2 separate regions of the Mus musculus genome follow, and region 2 is linked to region 1. The links are chromatin loops, found by intact Hi-C in ENCODE. Cell type or tissue: left cerebral cortex. All regions are shown on one strand. Each heading gives the region's core, and the rest is flanking DNA. Links, peaks and the distances in the headings are about the cores only.

Region 1 (14,684 bases), core at 12,185-14,684:
CCAAAAAACGAAAACAACAAAACACAAAACCAAAACCAAAACAGAAGTAAAATGGGGAAGGGGACACAAGGCACAGTAGTGGTGCATGCTTGGAATCTCCGCACTCGGGAGACAGAGGCAGGAGGATGTCCACAAGTTCGAAGCCAGCGTGAGTGGCCCAGAACGCCCTTGTTGCCAGAGAATAAAGCAAGAGTTAACTCTGTAGCTTGGTCTCTCCCATGAAAACACACACAAAGCCACAAGGCTCTGGGCAGCCAGGGCGGGTGGGCAGATTTCCCCTCCTCTGTCCTGGCTCCTCCCTGTACTGTGTCTGACAGAGGAGAATTCAGAATGAGAGACAGACCAAAAAGAAGCAGAGGATCAGGTCATTTTCTTAAAGGCTACTGTGTTCACAGCAGCTGGCCGGACAGCCAACCCTGCCTGCCAACCCCCAACCCCCTTGCCTTACAGAAATGCCCATCCACCCAGAGGGACGTTATTCATATAATAATACCCTTTGGTCTAGCGGCACGTCTGTTTCCATTCTATAGCAATCAGCAGCAGCCTCTAGGGACCACCCCCACACCCAGGTGCATGGCAGAGTGTGGGGCCCCACCGAATTTCACTTAGCCAGGCACTGGGGGGTCGGGGGGGGGAGGGTGAGGTCCCTATGCAAGGACCCATGTGCTGTAGCTGATCCTCAGAGGACACTGCCCTCCCTAGCACATGGCCAGGACTAGGGGGCACCCAGGGGAATCTTGAAGCCAAACGAGGATTAGACCAAGCTGGGAAAGTAAAGAGGTAAGCCCAATCTTGTTCATTCTATTAGGGTCTGGACAGGGCTATGGCTGTGTACCTATGGGCTCCATCTGGGCTAAAGGGACTGCGGAGCCTCTGCTCGGAGCCTACATTTGTCCCCTCGCACTCTGGCAATACCCAAACATCACCATGACTGGCAGACACTAACCATCTCCCCACCTCTTCCTGGCAGGACCCTTTCTCAGCTCCAGGGACATATGGGGACCCACTGAGCTGCAGAGCTTCTTCCTCCTCCAGGGAGGTGGCACTCACCAGGACAATCACACAGTCACCAGAGTTCTGCCTTATTTGCTTCTCAAGCAAATGACATTGCAGCAAATAGTCAGCTGGCCTCCAGGAGCTGAGCTGTGGCCTCCCCTCCCCGCCCCCCCAAGCCCCGCCTCCACCCCCCACCCCCAGCTCCCTCCAAGAAAGTGCTCACACCCAAGTTGGCTCACAAGCTAAAATAGCAGCTTCTATTGAGACACTCACTCACCTCTGCTAACCCCAAATTGCAGGGACCACAGCTCTTCCAGTCCCTTCCCAGGCAGGGACACACCCTGTAGGGCTCAGCCTCTCTCCTGAGCCTTGATCCCTACAGGACCTGGAGATCTTGGAGAAGTACGGTCCTGGATCCTTGCGAGATGGCTACTAAGTAAACCAGGACGCCAGCTATACCTGACTCGGTGGCTCACCACCTGGACCACCCATCGCAGCAAAGCACAGGGCGGACACACGACTCCATCTAAATTCAGACTGTATTGAGCAGTCTGTCGCACACCCTGTGTACTTGACCATGAAATTCTATCCTCAGGCCCTGACTGAGTATGTAGCTGGTGCTTAACTGATGTTTAAACGTCTTCATTTTCAGTCTCTCTATTCTGAACTGGAGTCAGTGTGTCCTTTTACATGCCCTTGAAGTCCAAAAAAAAAAAAAGTTTTCAAACCTTTTGGGCTAGGAGAGTCTCTTGGCTTTCCGGGATGCCCAGGGACCTGTATTTAGCAACCTGCAGGGGATAGGACACTGAGAAGCAACTGGCCTAACTGTCATCTTCTTTTTTTTTTTTTAAAGATTTATTTATTTATTTATTATATGTAAGTACTCTGTAGCTGTCTTCAGACACTCCAGAAGAGAGCGTCAGATCTCGTTACGGATGGTTGTGAGCCACCATGTGGTTGCTGGGATTTGAACTCCGGACCTTTGGAAGAGCAGTCGGGTGCTCTTACCCACTGAGCCATCTCACCAGCCCTAACTGTCATCTTCTAACAGGACTTTGTAAATGAGAGTCAATGACTGAAAGGGTCCAAGAAACCGAGGCAAGATTCCCATCTCGCAGGAGGGTGAGAGGCAGGAGGGTAACTGCTCTCCATGTGAATAACATCCAGGAAGATGCTATAGGTAGAGACGGTAGGTCTACTGGCTATGAGTAGGTGGGGTGAAGAGGGGGGGTTACCTGGTACGCACCTATAGCTTGGCTTCTTGCAGCACCGTGCCCTTGGCAGCTGGTGACATCAGGGACTCAGAGTAGGCCTGAATGGCCTCCTTATCCTGGGAGCCCTTTTTACTACCACTCCAAAACAAAAAGCATTTCTCCTGGAAGACAACCAAGCTAGTTTATATGGCATGCCGTGTCACTGGGGTGACGCTGGGTCCCCCCAGAAGCAAAGGGACAGAAGAGAACAAGATTGCAGAGTCTTGTTCCACCCTGCACTGTGGGCGAAGCGCCCCGGAAGTCCGGCAAGCAGAAAGTCACCGACAGGAAGAGAGTGGCGGAGGTGGCCACAGCGGGACTGGCCTGCTGAGTGTTTGAATTTCTCTGGTCTGGTCTGGTGGGGCTGGATTTGAACCTAGGGCCTGGAGCCTACTGGGTACAATCTCTCTCTTAACCTCTTCTCCAAGTCCATGGTATTTGTCAATCTGAGGGAAACATTAACATACTCTTGATTTATGAATGGCGTATGACTGAGTATGTTCTTTACCAGCAAGCAGTTAACCCCCCCGCCCCCAGATGCTCAAGGACAGGAACACACAGGTGAGGCCTAGCTTTGTCAGGACAAGGCTTCTTTGGCCTCTCTCTGATGAAACCCGCAGGACAAACAACCTTGCCCCCAGACCCCAGCGAGACGCCTGCCTTCTATTTTGGGGTCTCTCCTCCAATGGTTGACTGAAAAAGCCTGGCTCAGTTCTCACTGGGCAGCAGCAGGGAGGAACACCAGCCCGGAAGCCCAGACCGTGATGTCCTCCAGATCCTCATAGCTACAGTCAACATGGAGAGCCAGAGGCAACCAGACACCCCTTGGTGATGACAAGAGACTTGGGGCCTGTGTTTGGAAAGGGAAGCCGGGTGCTGGGGACTCCACAGGGATCCGTTCTTCCCAAAGCAAGCAAGCAAGCAAGCAAGCAAGCAAGCAAGCAAGCAAGCAAGCCTTAAAGAAGAAAGGCAGCCAGCTGGCTGACTGCAGGAGAGCAGGTGGGAAGACCCCCCCAACACACACACCAAGCACGCACAGAAAGCCCAGCCTGTGGCCCCAGGACATCTCAGGTGGGACCCTGTGAGTGGCTCTTGTACGAGTGTTCAAAGGTGGCCAGTGGCTCCCCTGTTTGCAGACAGCAGCCCTCTTGAATCACAGCTGATCACAGTCCTGTCCTCAAATTCCCTGCTTCACAACTACAGCTATCAGCAAGCACCCCAGGGGACTTGACCAATGTCGTAACCCCAAGATCTCATGCACGAGCCGGTACTCCTGAGGCCAGAAGGGAACGAAGGTTCTAGTCATGACCCCTTTGCTTCCTGCTTTCAGGGGCTGCATGCCCTGATGTTACATTCCTCAGTCATCCTTTCTTTATGGAAGTGACCCCTACCCCTGTCTGAACCACACTATTCTTGTCTTTTTCTTTTTAAAGTTTTTTTTTAAAGATTTATTTATTTATTTATTTATTTATTTATTTATTTATTGTAAGTACACTGTAACTGTCCTCAGACACTCCAGAAGAGGGAGTCAGATCTCGTTACGGATAGTTGTGAGCCACCATGTGGTTGCTGGGATTTGAACTCCTGACCTTTGGAAGAGCAGTCGGGTGCTCTTACCCACTGAGCCATCTCACCAGCCCTATTCTTGTCTTTTAAGATTTATTTATTTATGTTATGTATACAAGTACACTGTTGCTCTGCAGGCATCGGATCCCATTACAGATGGTTGTGAGCCACCATGTGGTTGCTGAGACTTGAACTCAGGACCTCTGGAAGAGCAGCCAGTGCTCTTAACTGCTGAGCCATCTCTCCAGTCGCCCACACTATTCTTTTTTTGAAGTTTAATTGATTTTCGGAGACAAGATGTCACGTATCCTAGGCTGGCCTTGATCAAACCCTACATGTAACCAGGGATGATTTTGAACCGGATCCTTCTCCCCTGGCCTCCTTCCTTCCTGAGTGCTGGGATTATAGGCACCTGTATTAGTTTATGTGTATGAGTGTTCTCCATGCAAGTATATGCACTGTGTGTGTGCCTTGAGATCACCTGGAACTAGGGTTACAGAACTAGGGTTACAGAACAAGGGTTACAGTTGGTTGCAGAACACCAGGTAGGTGCTGGGAATCGAACCTGGGTCCCTGCAAGCAGTAAGTGCTCATAATCACTGAGCTATCTCTCCAGACCTTCTTTTCTTTTCTTCTTCTTTTTTAAATATTTTCATTATTTTTGATTATTTTTTTTTCCTGTCAGCGCTGAGGCCTGAATACAAGGCCTCACACTGGCTAAACAAGTGCTCTATGGCTGATGTAAAACTTCAGCCTCATATGCTGATATATTTGGGTCAAGCAAAATTTATAACTAATTTCTTTCACTTTTTTCTCTGGACTTAGAAAATCTAAGTTCATGGTTCCACACGTGGCTCCTCCCACTTCCATCTCACACCCAACTCCAGCCCAGAGCATTTTCCTTGGGAAAAACTATCTTCTCTGTTTGGTTTAACCTGGCTTTCCTTTGCTTCTCTAACCAGCCCAGCCCTGACCCCCCACCTCTACCTTCGGCAGGCACTTTCCAGAGCGGGCACCAAGTGGCACCCACTTGTTGGCCAAATGACTGGGTACCTAGCCTCAGCCTAGCCCCGACCTGGGAGGGTCCTGGGCCTTCCAGGACTTGTAGAGAAAAGTTACTGCAGGGTGCGAGAGAGGAGGTAGAACAAGAGCTAGCTGCAGGAAACAGAGGTCGGCTGAAACCCGAGCCGAGTCCGAGGCGTGGCCGCCCCTCCTACTTACCTGGCTGCGCAGTTGGCAGATGATGGGCACCAGCAACAGGAGGCCTCCAAGCCCCAGCAGCACATACTGCGCGTAGTGAAGAACCTGGGGCATCAGCACCAGCTGCGTGTAGAACGTGCTCAGGGGCTTGCCACCCATTGCTCCGCTCTGCAGAAGAAAGGTCGGGCTGCACGCTGCGTCTCCAAGGCACCCATCCCACTGTGCCGTGCCCCGCCCCAAATCAGAACAGAGAGCCTCGGGCGCTTTGGCTAGAAGTCCAAAGAGAACTACATTTCCCAGACGCCCTTGCTGTTGGCACGCCCATGAAATGAGGCACTGGCTAATGGGAGGTGGATCTGGCCCCAAGCCTCCTCGCCTAACAGTCATCTCTTTCGCTGGTTAGAATCTAGTCTTAGGACCTGAAGGGCGACGAGATCAGGATGCCTGCAGGGTGGCCTGGTGCGGAATTCCATCTCCACTCCCCCCTCTCAGGGGCCATTAACAAAACCTGGAAATGGCTCTGTGGTTAAGAGCGCTGGCTGCTCTTCAAGAGAGCCCACGTTTCAGACTTGACGGCTCACAACCATCTGTAATTCCAGTTCTAGGAGACCTGATGCTCTCTGGGCTTCTGCGGGTACCGGGCACTCACATGATAACCATACATACATACATATGGGCAGGCTAAACATACAAATAGCTAAATTTAGGTACCGGAAGTTAACATAACATTAGCATCAAAGCGAACTAAAAGCCTCAGCTAACATACAGAGACCCCAGACTCCCTTCTACCTTCATAGACTCACCTGTTCGAACCACAGCAACGGCAGAACTACTGGCTCGATCTTCCCTGTTTGCCTGGAAACATGGGACACAAAGTGAGTGACCAGGGGTGATGTGACCCTCGCAATGGAGCTATGTTTGGGGCTTGGGGTGTCAGTGGGAGAGCTACTGGTTACCATGTGAAAGGCCTTCGCTCAGTCGAAACCACTTCACAAGAAAATGAGACAGAAAGATAAAGGGGAGCCTGTAACGCTACGTACAGTTGACTATCCTTAGCCAAGTTTGAGGCTAGCCTGGGCTACAGGAAACCCTGATGCAAAAAATTAATTAAGGGGCGTGGCAAGGCTCAGCTGAGTGGGTGACAGTGCTTGCTGCTAAGCCTGAAGACCTGAGTTCCATCCCCGGGACCCAGAAGGTGGAACAGGCTCCCTAAAGTTGTCCCAACCTTCACATGTTCATTGTGGCATGCACCTATACACACACACACACACACACACACACACACACACACACACACACACTAAACACAACTAAAAATGGGGCTAGAGAGATAACTCAACGGTTAAAAGGTCCTGAGTTCAATTCCTAGCCACCACATGGTGGCTCACAACCATCTATCATGGCATCTGATGCCCTCCTCTGGCTCACAGGTGTACATTCAGACAGACCACTCATTCATAAAATACATAAATACAACTTTAAAAATAAATAATAATATCTGTGTATGTGGTGGCACAATGCCTTTAATCCCAGCTCTTGGGAAGGCAGAGATAGGTGGATCTCTGTGAGTTTGAGGTCAACCTGGTCTACAAAGTGAGTTCCAGGACAGCCAAGGTTATTAACACAGAGAAACCCTGTCTCAAAAAGCCAAATAGTAGTAGTAGTAGTAGTAGTAGTAGTAGTAATAATAATAATAATAATAATAATACCAATAATAATAAAATAATAATGAGTCTCCTCCCACCAAAGCCTGGGTGGCTGCCCCTGTTACTATCTACAGGGGAACCTGATCGCACCACACACACCCAGGTCCAGCAAGTACTTTAACACCCCAAAAGCTAGAGGAGAAACTATCACTGTGCTGGGGATGGTTCAGTGGGGAAAGCATTTGCTGCTCAAGCAAATGAACCCGAGGTGAGACCCCTGAACCCAGGCTAAAAGCTGTGTGTGGCTTTGAACCTGTGACCCCAGGGCTGAGACAGGTAGAAGCTAGCTGGGGCTTCGGTGAGAATTCCTGCCGCGAGGGAAGAAAGGGAAGAGGGATAAAAGAGGACACATGGCATCCTCTTTTGGCCTCTGTATGAACCACCTTCCCCTCCAAAAACCAAAACAAAATCCCAAAACTCACAACACCAACAAGAAACAAAGATTAAAAGAAAAAAACAAAACAAAACAACCCATCACAGCCACGGGAGCCGGGCGTGAGGCGTGAGCGGGCGGCATCTCGTGCTGAGAAGCTGCAGTTGTGGCAATAACGCTGCACTAGACTTTGGTTCCTTACCGTGACAGATACTGCCAGGAGCGGACAGTACTGAATGCACCGGGGACAGAGAACAAAGATTTGCTTGCGTCTCTGACACCTCTCCATAAATCTATAAAGATTTCTAAAGAGTATTTGAGGCAGTGGAGCAAATCAATGTTTGGCTGCTGACCTCAGGAACTCAAGCCCGTGGCCAGCCCACTTTGGCCTCCGGTTTCAAGAGCCCAGATGAGTCAGATCAAGTGGCGCATGTTCAAGGCCATGATGGGCTACAGAGAGATTAAGGGCAGCCTGGGTAATCTAGTGAGACCTAAAAAGTGAAGAGGGCTGGGATGTAATTCAGTGAAAGAGTGTTTTCTGGCATGCAGGAGTCCCAGGGTGTGTGTGTGTACAGAAGCCTAGCTGAGTCCAGCAATTCCCGGACTTAGTTTTCACCATGAAGCCCAGAGTCCACCTCTTCCTCAGTGGTTCCCAGGCATGTGATCTGCGATGCTGAGGAGTGACCAGCATGTGGGTCCTTTCGTTCAAAGAATTATTTATTTTATTTGCATAAGTACACTTTAGTGTTTTCAGACACTCCAGAAGAGGGCATCAGATCCCATTAGAGATGGTTGTGAGCCACCATGTGGTTGCTGGGAATTGAACTCAGGACCTCTGGAAGAGCCGTCAGTGCTCTTAACTGCTAAGACATCTCTCCAGCCCCAAGGCTGGACTCCTACCACCATGTTTCTGCCGGGCAAGCAGGGAATGGGGGCAGGAGGACTCTCAGTCTCACTCTGTACGTTACACAAAGCTAAACATAAAGTAAACCCAGGGAATTGTGGTTGAGAACACTGGCAGGACCCAGGTTCAAGTCTCAGCATCCATTCAGTGGCTCACAACTCCGTCTAACTCCAGGTCCCTATGCCCTCTTCCGGCCTCGGCGGCTCTTGCACTTACATGGTGCACAGACATACAAGCAGGCAAATCCATCCTACTGTGGGGGAGACAAGATTACCAATGCGACTAATGGCAGAAGAGCCCTTGGGCGTGGAGGATGGAGGTAGTGTCAGGATGCAGCCTGGGTCTGAGTCTCCATCCAGAGCAATGATGCAATCCCAGGAAAAGAGGTGGTTGGATCCCAACGCTTGGGCCTCGCCCTGTCCTGTGCCTTGCATCACCAATGCATGAAACCTCCTGGCCCCTGAAGCTTTCAGAAGCTCCCGTCCCAACTCCACTCACCCGATGCCCTTGACAGATTTGATGTAGAGGCTCAGCTGCATCTTCACAGAACAGTTCATGGGGATCCCAGTGACCTAGAGCATAAATACAGTGAGGAGATGTAAGATCCTGTGGGGAGCCTCCCAGCCTGCTCCAGCCTGCTCCAGCCTGCTCCAGCCTGCTCCAGCCCTGGGGTTTCTTATCCAACTTAAACCAGATAATACCTGCTGGGGCATCCACCCTTCTAGAAATTTCCCACACACCCACTGGGCTCTCCCTCAGGAAATACCTGCTCCCAAAGGGATCAGCTATCGCAAGATCCCCTCTCTAGACACTTGTTGCCAGAGGGATGACACCCCCCGCCCCCCACATCTGCATGTTCGTTTGGGGACAGATTTCATGTGGTCCAGGTTGGACTCCAATTTGCTATGTAGCCAAGGATGACCTTGAACTCCAAATCTTCCTGTCTCTACCTTCTGAGGACTGGCTTATGCCTAACTTTACATGGTGCTGGGATGGAAGCCAGGGCTCTGTGCAGGGCAGGGGAGCACCCTACCTACTAAGCTATCCTCCCAGCCCTCACGAAGCTGCCTAAGACAGTGCCTCCCAAGTGTGGGGCATGCGCAGTAAGGATGTCTTTTTTCTCCTGTTTACATTTCCTAATAGCCCAGGGAACCAAAGGAAGGGCCTGGTCCAGGGTGAGTAGGTTTAATCGAGCCAGTTTCCCACTATGTAGCATCCTGGCGCTCCCTAACAGAGGTAGCCACAGAGAGCTGCCTGCTTGCAGCTCTCTTTTTAAAATGTGATGCTTTTAAAAAAAAATCTCGCTGGAGAGATGGCTCAGCGGTTAAGAGCACTGACGGCTCTTCCAGAGGTGCTGAGTTCAATTCCCAGCCACCACATGGTGGCTTACAACCATCTGGAATTGGATCCAATGTCCTCTTCTGGTGTGTCTGAAGAGAGTGACAGTGTACTCACATACATAAAATTAAAAACAACAACAACCAAAAAATCACTAGGAGAATTCACAGGTATTATTTAAATCAGGAAGAAAGTTCTAGAATGGAAAAGGTTGGTGAAAAGAGACCACCGTTTGATGCCTTTAGCCCTGCCCAGATCATGAGACTCTTGAAAGATTGATGGGAGGCCGGAGGCCACCTCTCAGATTGTAATCACCCACAGTAGAAGGCCAGGACACGTTTTGCCCAGGACGCCCAGATCCCTCCTGCCCCCAGGGCAAAGGCCTCCAGAAACCTGGTATGACTTTTGGACAGAGGCATGGATGTGATAACCACGCATACCATGGGTGGGCCCGGCAACCCTCCCTAGAAGTCGTCCAGGGTAGGTGCCCAGTGTTGGTCTTGGAACCTAAGTTCTGGGGGGTGAGGTGAGGGTGCCCCATTCTCTAAGCTAGTGTGTTGGCCTCACTGTGCCATTTGCATAGACAGTTAATAATACCAAACACCTTCGTCCTCTGGGATGAAGCATGGATCTGCCCCAGGGAGAGAGGCTCACAGGACAGGTCCCCAGTCGACAACTAGGCCCCCCTATTCTGAGGGGCTTTCCTGATATAAAACACCTCTATGTCAAGTTCCTTGCTGGGGAGCTAGGCACAACCTGGGAAAGACTTCAGACGACTGTGCCCCATGTGCCCACCCTTCCTCTGCGATAACCCTCAGCTATGAGCCAGGTGTGAAGAAACACTGGAAGCCGAGGCAGGAGGATTTGCAAGTTCAAGGCCAGCTGCAGGCACAGCTCGGCATCAGAGCCTGGGGCCTTGTGTGTTCAAAACCCAGGCTTCCATCCCCACCCAGTAAAACAAAAAAGAGTTCTTCACGGAATGCCTTCAGGGCGTCACGTAGGGCAGGAACCCTGGACTGGACACATCTTACAGTGACCAGAGGCAGAGAGAAGTTAACAGAGGACAAATTCCTCCCCCTGATTTCTCTGTGAGACACTGGCCCACGATGATGTCTTTAGTGTCTTGACACTGTCAAGGGTATCTGTCTCTGGTGAAGGAGACGTCCCGGCTGATAGGTCTTAATTAATTTACTATCTTATATCTTTTTATAGGCCCCAATAAAAAAGGTAATGATATCACTGAACTCTGGAATTGGGGTAAAGTAAGACTTTGATGACTTGAAGTTCTAGGAGCAGCCGCTGTGGAAGGAACTGAACTCCCCTGCCTCAGTTGGAACCCGCTCTGTCCTGGGGAATTGGGGGGAGCGGGGCGGGTGCCCAGCGGCCAGTGGCAATCTCTGGGAATGGGCCCCAGCCACTAGCAGGACACGGAGCTTACCGGATGGATGTCTAGGAACAAGGAATGCTCCTTTGGGTTAGGGTTCAGACCAAGAACAGCTTCTGACAACACAGGGTCGGCGTTGTAAAAGTGGGGGTGGGAGAGAAACAGAGGCGCACCTGGAGGAGGGGAAGAGAGGCGTTAGAAGACGGGAGCGTCACGTTGGCCTGCCTCGGTGCCAGGGATGCAGGGATGCTAACACTGGGGACCAAGCTGAGCACACACAGGACCTGGGAAGGGTGGATGGAGCCAGAGTGGCCGATTACAGTGTTGGGGGTGGGTGGGTGGGTGGGTGGAGGAAGGGAGAGAGCAGCTGCTACCCGGCAAGGGAAAGGCATTCCGGGTGGGAGTGTAGCAAGAGGTGAGAGCTTGGACGTGATTTTCAACCCCCCACCCCCACCCCTCCAGGTCTGGAGGTGCAGCAGGGAATCATGGGAGATGAAAGTGGAAAGGAAAATTAACACCATATGAATTTAGGAGTGGAAGCGGAGTCTGAATGTCAAGCCAGGCACACAGACTGCTTTTGGAGACATTGTAGCTCAGGGGTACACGTGAGTGGGTCTCTGACATCACAGGAATGGAAGGGACAGCACCAATGAGATATTCCCACCCAGGGCCCTGAGGTGGGACTTTACCACCAACCAGCCAAAGTGGCTCAACCCAGAGATCTCAGGACAAGGGCCTGGGGAGTTCCGAGTTCTGAGTCTCCCTGGGGAGGCCACAAGAGGCTCCCAGGGCAACAGATCCACAGGGGGGGCATTGTGTTTTAGCTGGGTCTGGTGGTGCACACCTTGAATCCCAGCACCTAGGAGGAAGAGGCAAGGAGATCTCTGAGTTTGAGGCCAGCCTGGCCTACATAGTGAGTTCCAGGACAGCTAAGACTACAAAAAGAAACTCTGTCTCAAAAACACAACAAACAGGGCTGGAGAGATGGCTCAGTGGTTAAGAGCACTGACTGCTCTTCCATAGGTCCTGAGTTCAATTCCCAGCAATCACATGGTGGCTCACAACCATCTGTAATGGGGATCCGATGCCTTCTTCTGGCATGTCTGAAGACAGCTATGGTGTACTCATAAATAAAATAAATAATAAACCTTTTAAAAAAAAGAAAACATTTCTTTAAAATCCAAAGCCAGACAGGCTAGCATACCTCTTTAATTGGGAGCCAGAGGCAGGTGGATCTCTGAGTTCCATCCGAGTCTGGTCTCCAGGACATCCACTGCTTGAAGCCCCCAACCCCTACCTCTTGCTCCCAACCCCTGAACCGGCTGCTATGGGCATCTTCAAGTGCAGGTGTCAGACACAAGAGTGCTGCACCTGTGACAGCCTTGGCAGAGAAATGGCCTAGCCAGGAGGTGCACGTGGGCAGGGATGCAGCAGAGAACCCGGATCACTGAGAGTCCAGGTGAACCCTAGCACCTTCGAGGCTCCAGAGACACACCTGGTCCTGTCAGAAAGACAGGCGAAGGATCCTCAGGGTGGCCTTCAAGCCCTCATGGAAACACAACACCAAGGATACAACAGAACAGAAAAGAGACCTGATCAATCCCTGAGGCCTAACGTCACCTCTGTGGACCCTTCTAAAGTCACGCTGAGATATGCTGCCTTCTACTTGGAAAACCCTACCCATCCTTCCAACCATACTGTGAAAGGAGACACCAGCAAAGATCAGAGAGAACCCCATTTCTTTCAGAGGGATGCCATGGATCCCCGGGAGATGAAGCCCCCACCTAACCAGACCTGGAAGCACAGATTCCAACAGGATGTCAAGGCTGCCAGCACAGACCTGCTGCAGGTGGCATGCCCGTGGCTTTCTAACAATAGGTGTGGCTCATCTTTTCTTTTGATTTCCAAACACCCTCAGAGAGACGCACCCGGGCAATAAGTATAATTAATTTATAGCTTTATGGCCCGTGTATCCAGACTTAACTGCTCAGGATTACCCGCGTGGTGATTAAGGACCACTTCAGGGAAGATCCAAGGTGCTCCCAAGACAAGGACAGGAAACACGGGGAGTCCTGAGTCCAAGAAAGTCTCGTGACCCAGAAAGGGAAACCTATGTGTATTCTTTATCTTAAGATAAAATGCCACAGAAATTCGAACTCAGGTGCACTCCTCCTACAGCAGGTGCGAGAATGTTCTAGAAGCATCCTTGTAGTGGTGAAATGCCAAAAGAAAGCTCCGTGAGCCAGGAAGGAGTAAGGCAAGCAGAGTTAGCCCCACCATGGAACACCACCCAACAATCTAGGCTATCACCCGCTATCTTGCAGATTTACCATATAATCATGAGAGCCATCATGGGAGGCATCAGGGATCGAGGGAGAAAGAACAGTTGTGACTCCATCTATGTAAACAGTAATGCCAGGCAGAGAGCCGAGAGACCAAAAGTCAGGCCAGTGGGCAGGAGGAGCAGGAAGGGGAGATGTTGGGTGTGGTAAGAGTTGCCTCTTTGTGGGGTTGTTGGTCACATGGCCGTGTTCCCTATCACTCGAATCCCTGTTCCTCTTCCCCTTTCTTGTTCTCACCCGATTTACAAGGGGCAAGCTTTAGGGGCTGGGAAAACAGTTTAGTCAGTTAAGAGCCTCCTGTGCAAGTGTGAGGACCCGAATTCGGGTTCCCAGCAGCGCCACATCTGTAACTGGGAGGCAGAGACAGGTGGATCCCTGGACCTCCCAAGATCCAGGATTAGTGATTGAAAAATCTGCATCAATAAACAAACAAACAAACAAACAAAGAGTGATGAAGGAAGACACTCACTTCCGGTCTCCATCCATCGATGCACCTGTTTATACCTCCCTCCACGCGTGTGCGACACGCACACGCATACTTAAACCCACTGTCTCCGGAAAACAAAACAAAACAAAACAAAAGAACAAGCTACAGACACAACTACACTTAGATTCTCTTTCACAGCTGAAATTCTGTTCCTGACAGCAGAGTTCTGTGTGATGTGGGCCTGTTGCTGCCCCTGCGGTGTGTGGGACCCAGCCTGGCCAATTAACACAGCCTAATGACTAGGTCAGAGCTGGACCAGTTCAACCAAGCCCTGGGATTTTTGCTGGTACAAGGAGGGGAAGGCGGAGGTGCAGTTGTGAGTGAAACTTCCTGTCCGCAGGCAAGCCCTGGATCCCACGTCTGTGTAGGGGCCTTAGAAGTTTGACTCCCAATATCCTACTGGGACATGGCCACAGGGTTTGCAGTCCAAGGAGGAGACAAGCAGGGGAGGGTTCAGTAAATAACATCGACAGCCATGAGCAGGCAACAGGAAGGCATAAGAGAGAGTGTACCAGAGAGCGGCTGGAGAGCCAGAGGGGACGGAAGATCAGGGAGAGTGTCTGGGAGGATCTGATCAGGATCAGAGGAAGCATTTCATTTGAGTTTGATTGACATCTGGTGCAATACGAGCTGGCGAGAGAGCAAGGGCACCCGAGTGACACGGGAAGAAGGTGGGTGGGAAGGAGAAAGACTGTGTGGGAGGTGCTTAGAGCAGCCTGGGCCTGACTGCCAGGTGAGGGGTGAGGCACGGAGCAGACTTGAGCAATAGCAGCAGGGTAGGGCCCAGGATTAGAACACAGAGCAGATGTGCCAGGGGGCCACAGCCAGTACCAAGATTCACACCCAACTTGGCTAAAGAGGAGAGTTTGACACAATAGGAGCGTGGCCAGTTTGAGTGAAGGGCAGGACTCTAGCTTTTGCTCCCAGCAGGTGAATGGCCACAGGGAATGTTTCCAGCCTCGTCCTAGTGGGCAAAGAAGTTAGAGCCACCAGGATAACAGACCAGGTTATCCCAGTGGCCTCTACCCAGTCAGTCTCTGGGGTCCTGAAAGCTATGGGCTGGATAGAGGAGGAGGAGGTGGTCATAGAACGGAGTGTTTTGGGGGGATCTGGTGTCTGGGTACATGCCTTCTAT
Region 2 (15,162 bases), core at 10,217-12,716, 66 kb after region 1:
CCTGTCTCAAGAAGAGATAGGGAGAGACCCCAACAGTGAATCTGAAGCAGACAGATTCAAGGACAGAGTGTGTGTGTGTGTGTGTGTGTGTGTGTGTGTGTGTGTGTGTGTGTATGGTGTGAATGAGTGTGTAGTGTGTATAGTGTGTATGTGTATATGGTGTGTGATGTATATGGTGGTGGTGGTGGTGTGTGTGTGTGTGTGTGTGTGTGTGTGTGTGCGTGTGTGCCTTACCTTCTACAACAAATCTTCAAACATAAACTGGTAAAAGAAAGATGTGAGGGGGAGAAGGGAGGGGATAGGGGGTTTCTGAAGGGGAGACCTGGAAAGGGGAAAACATTTGAAATGTAAATAAAGAAAATATCCAATTAAAAAAAAAGAATCCAAAAAAAAAAGAAGACAGATTTTCCTACTTCAAAAGCTATAATTAAACCAAAATTCCCACCAAAAAAGAAGAAAGAAAGAAAGAAAGAAAGAAAGAAAGAAAGGATAGAAAGAAAGATGTGAATTGTTTCCAAGATCCTAAATTGATTCCACATGGGAATTACAATATTTAGAAAAACAGGGTTAAACATACTATTAAAAGCCCAACATATAACCGGGCAGTGGTGGCACATACCTTTAATCCCAGCACTTGGGAGGCAGAGGCAGGTAGATTTCTGAGTTCGAGGCCAGCCTGGTCTGCAGAGTGAGTTCCAGGACAGTCAGGGCTACACAGAGAAACCCTGTCTCGAACCCCCCCCCCAACAAAAACTAACAAAGAAAACATAGTATTAAGCAGAATGTAGTAACACACACCTTTAATCCCAGCACTAAGTTCAAGGGCATCCTGGTCTACCTAATGAATTCCAGCCAAGGCTAAATCGTGAGACCCCCCCCCCCCAATCTCACGAACAACCAATACCAAACAAATACTTCTAGCACTCTGTTACAGTGCAAATCACAGAGAGCTGCCTCCGTATGTCCCCTGTGTTCCTCTCTCAGGGACTTCCCTCTTCCTGGGACTGCCAGCTAGACTTCACCTTTGCCCTGGTTTCAGGACCTGTGCTATCTTTTTCCTCCTGGGTGAGGCCAGTACAGAGATGAGTTGTCTCGGACGAAGGTGCCTGTTCGAGGGAGTCCCCATGGGATGCTGAGCTACACAGTCACCATGAGATTGGCTTCCCACCAAGATGGAGACAAGAAGACACTACTTGGCTGCCCTTCCTTCATTATAGCAAAAATTTGCGTCAACCTCATTGTTCATCAACAGATGAAGGAATGGCAAAACAAAATAGAATTCTGCCCAGTGGTAAAAAGCACTTACTGTTCTTGCAGAGGGCCGCCTTGTTCATATTCCCACACCCTACACCAGGCAGTTCATAACCATCTGTAAATCCAGTTCAGGGGACCTGGCGCCCCCGTCTGGCCTCTTCCAGAACTGCACCTGCATGGTGCACACCCAAACAGCTACAAATAAAAAGTTTATGTAACCCTCTCCCATGGATTATGTCATGTGAGGCAGCCTGAAACCCTCTTTCTAGCCGCGGTTATCTCAGGGTCCCTGTGCTATCTGTAAGAGCGGCTCTGCGTTTCTGTCTGTAGGATGAGTGTGAGCATTGCTGACGTCTGTTCTGAGTTAAGCCTTCCTCTGCTTGAGAAGGAATGTAAGATCGAGTGGCCCTAGGTCATGTAGGCCATTACAAAACCATGCCTGGTTACCTGGAAAGACACTAAGAGGTAGGGAATCTCAACTGTACCTGGCCAGAAGGATAGTACTGGACAATGACTTAGTTCCTTGTTCTCTCTCTCTCTCTCTCTCTCTCTCTCTCTCTCTCTCTCTCTCTCTCACCCCCAGTCTCTTTCTCTCAAAAAATTTACAATTTGTACTCATGTGTGTATGTGTTTCCATGTATATCTGTGTGCTACATATGTGAAGTGCCCACAGAGGTCAGAAGAGGGCTAGGATCCTTTGGAGTTATAGACAGTCATGAGCCACTATGTGGGTGCTGGGCTTTGAACCTGGGTCCTCTGCGAGAGCAACCAGTGCTGTCAACTGCTAAACCACCTCTCTAGCCCGTAGTCTGGTTCACTTGAAGGAAGGTCTATCGACTTTATCACGGAGGCCGCTAAAGACAAGGGGAGAATTCTAGAACATGTTGAGTAGATGATACTGTTGGACCACCAAGCCTGTCCATCACGTACCCTGCAGCCTCCAGGCCTTCCAGCTTCAGGGTGGACATAGCCTGGGAGAGCGGAGGGGACACAGAGGGACAGTGGGCTCTGCCTCCCAACACTCTGTGGCATTTTCTGGGTCACTAGATGAGACAACAGCCAGTGTTGCTCTTCATTCTCAGACAGACAGTGTGACCATTGTTTCAACTAATTGGATGTGGAAGAAATGAATACTACATTGTCCCAAGAGATGCACTCACTCAGGAGTAATCGTTATTGTGACCTGGGTGTTCCAAAACTGTGGAGAAGGAGAAACATGCCCACTGTCCCCCTCCTCTACCAGGAGTCCCTCCATGGCCCCTCAGGCCACCAGCTGGCTGGTTGGTTTGGTTTGGTCTGGGTGTTTTTGTTTTGAGAGAGGAAGAATCTCACTCTGTAGCCCAGGCTAGCCTCCACTAAAGATCCTCCCCACTGCCACCCTAAGAGTGGGATGACAGTCACCAGCTGTGGGGACGCTATCTACTTCCCCTTTCAGAGGCAGGTCAATACAGCATTTGGGTTGAAGGGATCGGAGGGAGAAGAGGTGTTCTCATCTTACTCTTAGCCCAAGGAGGGAATAGCTGCGGGTGCAGGCATGGGGGTGCAGGTGTGAAGCTGCAAAGGGGTGGGATATAGGCAGGCTCCTCCCAGTGAGGATCTGGAGGCCTCCATGAAGCCAATTTTTAACTTGGGAACTATTTTATAGCCAACACTGAAAGCTATGGTGAGTGGGCAGGGAAGTAGTTTGGCCCTATGGGATAAGAGGGAATGCCAACTCCCTGGTCCAAAACACACCTGGTCATTTGGGGGACCTAACTGGGTCCTGGCCACCTGGACTAAGCTATTGAATCATAGCTATATCCTGGGAAGGGTTATCTAGAATGGGTTAGCCTCTGACCATGTGTATAAGAGATTATCTTGATTGGGTTAATGGAGGTAGAATGTCCTCCCCCAACTGTGGGCTACGCCATTGCTTCGGTGGTGGACTGTCAGAGAGAAAAAGTTGTATGCCAGAAGTCATTGGTCTCTGCTTCTCTGCTTCTTGACTCTTGGTCCAGAGTCAGGACTTTCTCCACCTGATGGACTAACACCCTCAGACTCACAAATCTTCTTTTTCTTAAGGTTGTGAGCCATCATGCGGTTGCTGGGAATTGAACTCAGGATCTCTGGAGGAGCAGTCAGGTGTTCTTAACCGCTGAGCCATCTCTCCAGCCCTTTTACTTTTTTTTTGTTTGGTTGGTTTTTTTTTTGTTTGTTTGTTTGTTTGTTTTTTCTAGACAGGCTTTCTCTGTATAGCCCTGGCTGTCCTGGAACTCACTTTGTAGACCAGGCTGGCCTCGAACTCAGAAATCTGCCTGCCTCTGCCTCCCGAGTGCTGGGATTAAAGGCATGCGCCACCATGCCTGACCCCTTTTTTTTCCTTAAGGTGCTTTTAACAGGGTCTTTTTTTTATCACAGGACCAAGAAATGAAGACAATCACTTTTATTGTTGTTGTTGCTGCTGCTGCTGTTTTGAATTCTGAGACAGTGTCTCTTTACACAGCCTTGGCCTGTCTTGGAGCTCACTTTGTACACCAGACAGCCCTCAGACTCAGAGAGATCTGCCTACCTCTCTGTCCCCTGCGTGCTGGGATTAAGGCTTCAGTCATTTACACTTAACAAGCCAGACCCTGTCCCAAAGGATCCAGATGTGATGACTCACTGAGCCCTTATACCCCCTGTGTCCCTGTGTCACATTCCACTGACAGCAGTCACTGCCCTGGCTGCTTTCTGTGCAGGAGGTGCCGGGTGAGGGGGTCCCCCAGGATGCCTGAGGGCACATCACAGGCTCCTGCAGTCATCTGACACAGCAAAACTGCGATGAGACAGCATTACTGGACCCTGGGACAGCCACTGCTGATCCGCAATGGAGGGCTCAGTACTGCACATCACTGGGAGGGCAAATATGTCTCAGGATTTTACGCGAGTGTGGTAACAAGAACTAGCGGCACGGGCACAGTTGGTAGCTTTCCCAAATGCTTTCCGATTGTCTCCTTTTCATCCTGGCAAGGCCTCCTGAGTGCTAGGCAGGCTCTGTATCCCTGAACTACCTTCTCAGGCTTGGTTTTCTTTCCTTTTGTTTGTTTTGCAACAGGGTTTCCCTGTATATAGAGCCCTGGCTGTCCTGGAACTCCCTCTACTGTAGAGAGCCTCGAACTCAAAGAATGGCCTCCAGAGGGCTGACCTCCCGAGTGCTGAGATTGAAGGAGTGCGCCACCACTCCTGACCCCAGCCTTCCTTTTCTTTCTTTCTTTTCTTTTCTTTTTTTTTTTTTTTCTATTATATTTTAAGACAGGACTTTGCTAGCTTTGAGTTCATGGCAATCCTTCTGCCTCAGTTTCCGTTGCTGGGATTACAAACACACACACTCCGTAGCTACTTCTGTTCCCTCTCCTTCCTTCCTTCCTCTTTTTTTTTTTTTTTTTTTTTGGACAGGGTTTCTCTGTGTAGCCCCGGCTGTGTAGACCAGGTTGGCCTCGAACTCAGAAATCCGCCTGCCTCTGCCTCCCAAGTGCTGGGATTAAAGGCATGTGCCACCACTGCCCGGCCCCTCTCCTTTCTTGCAGGTTTATTTCTCCCCATAGTCAGATAGGCTCAGAAAAGAGGAACCTAAGTCCCCAACAGGAAAACACCCTCATTGTCTAGATCAACCTGGCTAATGCTGTGCCTCTCACTCCGATTAGTTGAGGAGAGGACACGTGACCAAGTTCTGACCAATAAAATGTTGGAGGAATTCTGGGGCAGCCCACCCCCACCAATAAAAACATAGTTTGCAAGCCTAGCATGGTGGCCCATGCCAGTAATCCAAGAGCTTGGGCAGTGGAGGCAGAAGGCCATAATCCCAGTTTAAGGCCAGCCAGGGGCTACATGAGACTCTGTCTTTAAAACAGGCCTTCGTACACCTCCCTTGTTGGATGCTGGCTGCCTAGGTGAGGTACTTACTGAAAAGACAGTAGCCTTCTTCTGATCCAGAGCTTTTGGCACGTGGATCTTCGTCAAAAGCCTGAAACTGGTATGGCTGGAGCTGCTGCCTCTCCTCGGGACTCAGTCTTCCTCGTTAACATCCTGTACTCTCTAGGTCTCTGCTCCGGGGCATCCCACTGGATGTAGGTGGAGGCAGCTGCTTGTTCGGCTTCTTCATCCGTTCGACCGTTCACAGAGCACCTTCCTTGCTCAGGACAGTGCTGGGCTCTGGACACCCATGGGGAGAATTTGCTTTTCCAGAGAATTTTAGGCGAGTGTGGTAACAAGAACTAGCGGCACAGGCACAGTTGGTAGCTTTCCCAAATGCTTTCCTATTGTCTCCTTTTCATCCTGGCAGGGCCTGGTGAGTACTAGGTAGGCTCTGTATCCCAGAGAGTGGAAACAGACAAAGATAGTCACCAATAGGCAAAGTATGTCAATGCCAAAAAAAGTACGTAAGCCTCGGACCTTGAACACATTAACCACTAACCACAGGTCTACCACAGAGTCACACTCTGTTTCTACAAAGTAATTTCTAAAGGGTAGAGAGGTGGCTCAGTGGTTAAGAGCACTGGCTGGCCACTCTTCCGGAGGATGTGAGTTCAACTCCCAGCATATGAGGGCTAGCAACTGTCCAGCTCCGGGGGATTGACTGCCCTCTTCTGGCCTCTACAGGCACTGCACTCATGTGCACATACCCACCACACCCAAGTGCATACATACAATGAGAAAAATTATATTGTCAGATGCTGTTTTCCTGATACTCACAGGAACTGTTTCCCAAGCTCAGTCAGGTGTTAGCATACAAAGATCTCATCCAACACGGCAGGTGATTGGCCCAGAACTAGTTATATCCTCCTGAAATGAAACCTGCTGGTTTTTTTGTTTTTGTTTTCTCAAGACAGGATTTCTTTCTGTGTATCCTTGGCTGTCCTGGAACTCAATCTGTTGGCCAGGCTGGCCTCACTCACAGAGATCTTCCTGCCTCTGCCTCCCAAGTGCTGGGATTAAAGGCGTGCAGCACCACCAGCCTATGAAACCTGTTGTTTTATGATTTCTATGGCTGTGTTGAAACACCGTGACCAAAAAGCAAGCTAGGGAGGAAAGAGTTTATTTAGTTTTCCACAGCAGTGTCTATCAGCACTGAAGGAAGTCAGGACAGGAGCTCAAACAGGGCAGTAACCTAGAGGCAGGAGCTGATGCAGAGGCCACGGAGGGATGCTGCTTACTGGCTTGCTCCCCATGGCTTGCTCAGCCTGCTTTGTTATAGAACGCAGGAGCACCAGCCCAGAGATGGCATCACCCAATATGGACTAGGCCTTCCAGTATCAGTCACTAATTAAGAAAACACCCTACAAGCTTGCCTATGCTCAGATATGATAGAGGCAGCTTCTTAATTGAAGTTCCCTCTTCATGGATGGCTTTAGCTTGTGTCAAGTTGACACAAGACCATCCAGCACACGCAGACACAGATGGCCAGCTGTAAGAAAGAGAGGAATGAGAGTCTCAGCAAACCCCTGTAATTCTAGCTAGGGGCCAAGAACTGAGGCAGAGGGACTGAATTTGAGGTCAGCACAGGCTGTACCTGTGGTAGCATGGGCCTATAACTCCGGTATTCAGGAGGCAGAGGAAGAAGGAGTGCTCAAAGTCGGAGGCTAGCCTGGGTTACATAGTCAGACCCCGTTTAAGGAAATTAACAAATTCATCAAAGAGGGAGTCCGTATGTGGATCCCTGCGCGCAAGCTCAATCATAAAGACTTTAGCCCGGCCTGTAAGCTCTGTTGTAAGCTCCTCGGAACTGCTCATCTATTCTGTTTTCAATCTGTGTATATGTTAGATGTGTATGTTTTGGAGTTTTTGTGTGAACACTTGCACATGTGTGTACAAGCACACGTGCGGAGGTCAGAGGACAATCTTGTGTGTCAGGCCTCCCTTCTCACTTTCTTTGAACAGGGTCTTTTGTACACTGCTTCATACACCAGGCTAGCTGCCTTCCAGAGGCATGTCTGCAATCCCAGCATGCTCCGTTGGAGATGCAAGCATCCAGTTTGTATGTGTGTGTTGGAGGTCTGACTGAATCAGGCTTGTAGGGGGAGGGGCTTTACCAGTTGAGCCATTTTCCCAGCCCCAACCTAGTTTTGCTACAGCGAGCGATATTCTCTTCCCAACCCAGATTACCTCCACTCTTGTCCTGGCTGCCTCTTCCCTGGCATCTTAGAGCCTGTGAAAGCCAGAACCGCCTGTCTCACACTGGTGTGGGCATCACAGAACAGCTAGGCCAGAGGAGAAGGCTGTGGTCACAGGGCTCAGAGAGAGAGCACTGGGATCAGTACCTGCCCTTATCCTGTGAAATCCAGCATACCAGAGGTCAGTTTCCCTCTGTGGTGTTTTGAATATGAGGGAAGAGCTGTTCCAGGCCACCTGGTCGAGACACAGGGTTGGCACTAGGTGGAAACAGGTTCAAAACCTGTCTCTGCAAGCCAGTGACAGCGCACTTTCCCCAGCTTGGGTGCAAGGATGTCGATTTGGGCAGGATGAGGTCATGCCAAATGGATCCCTAGATGCTCACACACAGGGCCCATTGCTGGGCCACATTGTTTCCAACAGGCTAGGGGAACATGGGATGCATCAGCTGTTGTCTCCCTGATCCCAGCTTATGCAGGTGACCATGTGACTGTCACATGGCTGAGGGAGTGTCCCCAGGGGAAACAAGTCTGCTTCCTTTTGTGGCCCTTTTGCAAAAAGATGCTCCAGTCACACCCTGTCCCAACACCACACTCCTCTCCTGGTCCCACAAGCAGCCTCAACACGCCCTGCCCCTGCTTCAAATGGGGGAAAAGACCTTAAGGTTTCCATGGCAATATCTCTGCACGCTTCAGTTCTAGCCTGTCTGGAAAGCACAGCTATGGCCGCTGTGCCTTCTGTTTCATATCAACACAACCTGAGCTGTTTGCCTTTTCACAGGTCTCAAAAAGGAGGGAGGGAGGGAGGGAAGAGAGAAAGCGAGAGGAGGGAGGGAGGACCTGGTGAGGCTTTGTGAACCCACGGTATCTGATTTGCCATCTGAAAGGCAAGAAAGTGTAGTGCTGATACCATCCCTGGGGGCTCTCCGTGTTTTGGCAGCCCTCTGAAAACCCCAGGGTCTAGGGGCCAACACAGGGGCCAAGTGTCATTCTGAAAACCCCTTAAGAGGCTTTGACTCCCTCCTCAGGTAGCCCAAGGTGTCACTCAGCCATCTCCTATACCTGTGAGTCACAACGCCTCCCCCCCTAGGGGTTGAGGGTACTGGAGGGTGTTCCTCCCACGAAGGCCACACACACACACACACACACACACACACACACACACACACATCATGCCCATGCTCTCTGGCTCCCTTCTGGCTCCAGTACATCCTTCCCACGAGGTAGCTATGACTTGGAACCGCTACAGATGCTCCAGGGTCCCTGGACCTTGAAATAGAACTTGGCTCTCAGGTGACACCCAGCAAGCGCTCCCTCCCTGCCCCCTCCTAACCCCTCCCACCCCAGTCCCCAACTGCCCTTCATAGAGCCGGAAGAGTGTTCAGGTGAGAGGGAGGAAGCGCAGCAAACTATTTACCAGGGCAAAGGACCCTTGCGGCTATCTCCAGAGCTGGCGCCAGCTCGTCCCTATCTCTGAGACCCAGGAGTTTTAATTAATGGGAGCCAGAGCAGAGGGCTACCAGGGTGCTTCTCAGCCTGCATCCCCTCCCCGCTACGCCAATTCCTCTGCTTTTGCTCTTTCTGGAATTTTCTGAAGAACCTTGTCCCCGTAACCCTACGGAATGTGTCCACGTCCTGCCTGGCATCGCTGATATTCCTACATTTTGAATAGGGTTCTGTAGACAAGATTGAGGTGAGAACCATGTTGAACCAGATTGCGCTCAACCAACCCCACCCCTCCCTGTGCCCCTAAGTAGAACATCCTTTCCTGGAGGCTGAGAGTCAGTCATGGGGAGACCGGAGAGGCACATCTGCAAGCCAGATGGTCCTGATCCTCCACCAGTCCTGAAACCCTTAGAGCACCCCAATGCTGCGACCCTTTAATACAATTTCTCATGTATGGTGACCCTCGACCATAAAATTATTTTGGTTGCCACTTCACAACTGTAATTTTGCTACTGTTAGTAATAGTGATATAAATGTTTGTGTTTTCCGATGGTCTTAGGCAACCCCTAAAGGGGTGAAGACTCACTGGTTGAGAGCCAGTGACTTAGATAAGCTTCAGGGTGGCAGGAAGGGAAAGGGGGAGCCAAGGTTCAGACCCTGGGTTCTTACAGTGAGCAAGCCCAGTTTTTGTTTTTTTCCCATTCACAGTTTCTATGAAATCCCAGGATATCCTAAAACTTGCCCTGTAGACCAGGCTGGCCTCAAATTCAGAGATCTGCCTGCCTCTGCCTCCCAAGCACTGGCTTAAAAACTGTGAACCACAACTACTCAGCAGGTTCCTGGATTTGTACTTATTTGCCTTTTGACACAAAGTCTCCTGCAGCCCAGGCTAGCTTCAGACTCACTATATAGCCCAGGCTGGCCCTGAACTTCTCATCCCTCTGCCTCCACCTCCTTGTGCTAGTAGTGTAGGTTTTGTTTCAGCAGTTCTCAACCTGTGGGTCATGACCCTTTGGGGAGCACATCTGGTATTTTTGTCATTGGAAATATCAGATATTTACATTACAATTCACAACAGTAGCAAAATTACATTTATGAAGTAACAACATGAGGAACTGTATTAAAAGGTCACAGCTTGTTTAAGCATAGTGGTACACACCTTTAATCACTCGGGAGAGAGAGGCAGTATTAAAAGGTCACAGCTTGTTTAAGCATAGTGGTACACACCTTTAATCACTCGGGAGAGAGAGGCAGTTGGATCTCTGAGTTCGAGGCCTGGTCTACAAAGGACAGCCAAGGCTATTACACAGAGAAACACTGTCTCGAGAACACACACACACACACACACACACACACACACACACACACACAGAGCTTTAGGAAGGTTGAGAACCACTGTTTTATGTGGTGCTAGGGTCAAACCCAGGACTCAGTGCATACTAAGAAGTTTGCAGCTCAGAGTTCTAATCCCCTGGTCACTTTCTGCTGGGTTTTTTTTTTTTTTTTTTTTTTTTTTTTTTTTTTTTTTTGAGACAGGGTTTCTCTGTGTAGCCCTGGCTGTCCTGAAACTCATTTGTAGACCAGGCTGGCCTCGAACTCAGAAATCTGCCTGCCTCTGCCTCCCGAGTGCTGGGATTAAAGGCGTGCACCACCACACCCGGCTTACTTTCTGCTGTTTTAAATCCAACCTGTGCTTCTTTTTTTTTTTTTTTAATTCCAGACCCAGGGCCTCTCCATCATGTCTTGTCTTAGCTCACATTATATAGGTCTCCTTTGAAGGCTCCGGGACGGACACACACACACACACACACACACACACACACACTATGGCCGGTTCCACTCCAGTGCCTGGTTTTGTAAGTCTGAAAGGACAAGTTTTCAGGTTTTGCAGTTGAGCGAGGTTGCCCCAGCATGTCATCCCAGCCCTCAATGTTTGGAACCGCAGAAAGTTTCAGGCTAACTTGGTCAGCTAACCAGGCTGGCTGACCAGGGAGCCCCAGGGAATCTCCTGTCCACTTCCCCAGCCGTGAGATTACAAGCATGGGCCCCCATGCCTGGCTTTTAACATGAGTTGGGGGGGCGGGACAGAGGAAGCAACACAAGTCTTCATGTTTGCATAGCAAATACTTTAATGAGTAATCCCCAGAACTTAGAATCTCTGAAAGTGAAAGGAAACAGGAATACGATGGTTGGGGAGCACTCTAGAAACAGCCCCCCAACACCCCCCAGCTTCCTCTTCCTTTGATAACAGTCCTGCGGGGCTGCATCACAGATCCAATCATCCCCCATGTGCCATTGCTTCCGGCTCCCCCTCATTTGTTATCCTATGGACTTGAGAAATGAAGAAGTAAAATCAGAGCCTTACCAGCACAGGGCGCCAGGCAGAATTGAGTTCCTCTTTACAGAGCCAAACAGGAACTCTATCATTCACACCAGCAGGGGAGACATCCAGAGGTGATCCAGAGCAGAGCCATTGCTCAATGTGGTTCAATGGCAGAACTTGTTCGGAGCACGCCAGCTACTATAAGGGGCTGCAGAGAGGGCCCCGTGGTTAACAGTGCATACTGTTCTTCTAATGGTTGGTTTTAGAATGTGTCCAAGATCACACCACTAAATTTGCACTTAAAAAATAATAATTAGAGCCGGGTGGGTGATGGTGACACACACCTTTAATCCCAGCACTTGGGAGGCAGGGGCAGGCAGATCTCTGAGTTCGAAGCCAGCCTAGTCTATACATCAAGTTCCAAGACAGCCAGGGTTTGTTTTACACACACACACACACACACACACACACACACACACAAAACCCTGTCTTGAAAACCAATAAAACAGAGCAAAATAAAAAGTTATTACTTTATTTAAATAATTTGTTTTTTATTTTTGTGCATTGGTGTTGTGCCTGGATGTATGTCTATGTGAGGGTATGGGATCCCCTGGAACTAGAGGTAAAGCTGTCATGAGGATGCTGGGAATTGAACCTGGGTCCTCTGTAAGAACAGCCAGTGCCCTTAACCACTGAACCATCTTTTTTTGTTGTTTTTGTTTTTGTTTTTCGAGACAGGGCTTCTCTGTATAGCCCTGGCTGTCCTGGAACTCACTCTGCAGAAATCCACCTGCCTCTGCCTCCCGAGTGCTGGGATTAAAGACGTGCGCCACCATGCCCGGTTCTGAGCCATCTTTCCGATCCTGATTTATTTTATGTGTGCTTATAAGCGCCTGCATGTATATATGTACTTCGTGTGTGTCTGGTGCCCTCCAGGGCCAGAAGAGGTCCTCAGATCCCCTAGAACTGAAGTTACAGGTGATTGTGAGCCTCTGTGTGGGTGCTGGGAACCGAACTCTGGCCCTCTGCAAAAGCAACAAGTGCTCCTAACCACTGAGCCACACCTAAGTCTTAAGATGAGGGGTGGCATACACCTTTAATCCCAGCAATCAGGCGGCAGAGGCAGGGATAGCTTTGTGAGTTTGAGGCCAGCCTGGTCTATAGAGTGAGCTCCAGGACAGCCAGGGCTACACAGAGAAACCCTGTTTCAAAACAACAACAATAACAACAGCAACAACAACAAAAGGCTCCCGTTTAAGGTGAGCTCTCCTGGCAGGACCCACTCACCTCCTGAAGGGTTATGGTTAAAACTGTGGCCGGATCTCAGGCTAGGGCATGAAGTCACGGAAGGTTTGATTTTACTCTCATGCCGTTTCCCATGAGAAAGGATTATCTCATGACAGCATAGTTCCCTCTGAGAGCTAGGATATCCTCAGCAATCCTGGGACCCACATGGTAGAGGAGAGAACCAACTCCCCTAGGTTGTAATCTGGGTATGATAGACATCCTTCCCCCAACACATGCACAATAAATTTTGTTTTCAGAGGGCTATATTTCTACCAGGCATAGTAGTGAATAACCTAGCAGTCCTGACACTCAGGAGGCTAAGGAAGGCAGATCTTTATGAGTTCAAGGCCACCCTGATCTATATAGTGGAATTCTATCATATACACATACATATACATGTACATATACACACATACATGTAATATGTGTATAATATATACACATGACATATACCTGTATATGTGTGTATATATACAATATGTTTGTGTGTAAGTATATATATGTGTATATATGTGTATATATATATATATGTGTATATATATATATACACACACACCACATATATGTTTATATATTATATATCATATATAAATATATATGTGTTGCTGGGCGGTGGTGGCGCACACCTTTAATCCCAGCACTTGGGAGTCAGAGGCAGGTGGATTTCTGAGTTCGAGACCAGCCTGGTCTACAGAGTGAGCTCCAGGACAGCCAGAGCTACACATAGAAACCCTGTCTCGAAAAACAAATATTTTATATATATGTGTGTGTGTGTGTTATATCTAATATATATAAATATATAGAGAGATATATCTGTATGGACATGCACACATGCCAAGGTACACATATAGAAGATTAGAGATCAAACTTACAGGAGTTAGTTCTCCCCTTTTACCCTGCTGGTCCCAGGGACTGAACTGGGGTCATCAGGTTTGGTGGCAAGCACCCAGACCCAGTGAGCCCTCTTGCTGGCCCCACACGTGCTCTTTCATGCATCCATTCACATCCTGACTGCTTATTCTTCCTGGCACTGTGAAGCTGCTGCAACACAAACAGTTGGCAGATTGTACTTAGGACTGAGGCCAGGAAAACATTCTGCTCATGCGCAGTGCACTGGTCTGGATCCCGTTCCCCGTCTCACGTGTTCACTTCAATCATAACCTTTGGGGACATAGACTTTTTTTTCCTCCTTCTGGTCGCACAGCTGTCCGTGCTGGTGGCCAGGTGCCCCAGCTGGTCATGACCCGTGACCCGAACTGATTGGATTAAGGAATGCCTAACAGATTAGTGGAGCCACCTTGGGGTGTGTCCGTGAGGGAGTTTCCAGAACTGGTTAGCTCTTAAGGACTCTGAACTGATCAGGGTTTTAACCCACGGATGGACTTGAACTTAGGAGACCCTTCTCGGAGACGGGGCCTGGTTGGTGGAACCAAATGCTTGGAACTCATCCTTGGGGCTGTTTCTGCCTTAGGCACTTCCTGTCACTGCTTCCGGTTCCGCCTGGATGACCCGCTCCCTGCACACGAATTCCACGATGAACGGAAACCTCTGAAACCACAAACAAAGCAAACCTTTGTCCATCAAGTTGTTTCTGTCAGGGGGTTCCCCACACGGTCACCAAGTCTACCATATAAGGTATCGAGGACACATCTGTGCATCGTGTCAATGGCCGTATTATTTACGAACCAGAGACTAGCACCAACCCAAGAGCCTCCCAATGGATGACTGAGAAGATTAGCACCGTAGGATATTACTCAGCCTTGTAAAGGAAACTATAATGTGGCTGAACCCTGAGGAAAAGCAAAATAAACCAATCACAAAAAAGACAAGGAAGGGGCTGGAGAGATGGCTCAGCGGTTAAGAGCACCGACTGCTCTTCCAAAGGTCCTGAGTTCAAATCCCAGCAACCACATGGTGGCTCACAACCATCCGTAATGAGATCTGACGCCCTCTTCTGGAGTGTCTGAAGACAGCTATGATGTACTTACATATAATAAATAAGTCTTAAAAAAAAAAAAGATTAAAAAAAAAAAAAAAAAGACAAGGAAGGTAAACTAGCCTGGCTCCATAGGGGCTCACGGAGACTGGACCGCCAACCAGGGAGTGTGCATGTAACATGCATGAGACTGACCTATGCCCTACGCATGTATGTAACAACAGTTGTGTAGCTTGCTCGCCATGTGGGACTGGAGCAGGGGCTACCTCTGACTCTGTTGCCTGCGCTTGGGACCTTTCCCCCCTGCTAGGCTGCCCCTTCTAGCCTGATCAGAGAATGCACCTCTGCTTACTGCAACTTGATATGCCAAGGCAGGTGGATGGATATCCCTGGGAGGCCTCGCCTTTTCTGAAGAGAGAGGAGGATTGGATGGGGGGCGGGGGGGGGGGGGGGCGGGGAATGGGCATGCGGCACAGGGAGGAGAAAAGGGAGGGGAAACTGTGGTCGAGATGTAAAGTTAATTAATTAATTAATTTTTAAAGAAAGATTTATTTATTTTTATAAATAAGTACACCATAGCTGTCTTCAGACACACCAGAAGAAGGTGTCAGATCTCATTACAGGTGGCTATGAGCCACCATGTGGTTGCTGGGATTTGAACTCAGGACCTTCAGAAGAGCAGTTAGTGCTCTTACCCACTGAGCCATCTCACCAGCCCTTAATTGATTAACTTTTGAAGGTAAGATTTGTATGGGGTATCTCAAGGTCTTCAAGTTCAGTGAGAAAATAGG

Evidence for each region. A loop is a pair of places that touch in the nucleus more often than their neighbours do. Peaks named below come from ENCODE experiments on the same cell type or tissue, not always from the same donor. Only the 100,000 strongest peaks of a DNase experiment are listed, where the experiment ranks them.
Region 2: it touches region 1 in a loop (2.4-fold over the local background); 10 of 42 quality-filtered maps call a loop at or near these places.

The regions. Positions count from the first base shown.
Region 1 is chr5:125,278,863-125,293,546 of GRCm38, forward strand. It overlaps Scarb1 (scavenger receptor class B, member 1), which reads right to left. Exons shown (of 13, transcript NM_016741.2): 8 at 10,775-10,893; 9 at 8,497-8,570; 10 at 5,819-5,870; 11 at 5,037-5,183; 12 at 2,243-2,371. The coding sequence ends at 2,243. Among named protein-coding and RNA genes, the nearest start is that of Gm32701, 17 kb to the right of the region's middle. In left cerebral cortex, for the core only: no CTCF peak of the experiment used is centred there; no DNase peak of the experiment used is centred there.
Region 2 is chr5:125,347,238-125,362,399 of GRCm38, forward strand. It overlaps Gm40323 (a long non-coding RNA gene), which reads left to right and starts at 13,941. Exons shown (of 4, transcript XR_868514.1): 1 at 13,941-14,070. In left cerebral cortex, for the core only: no CTCF peak of the experiment used is centred there; a DNase peak (open chromatin) is centred at 11,215.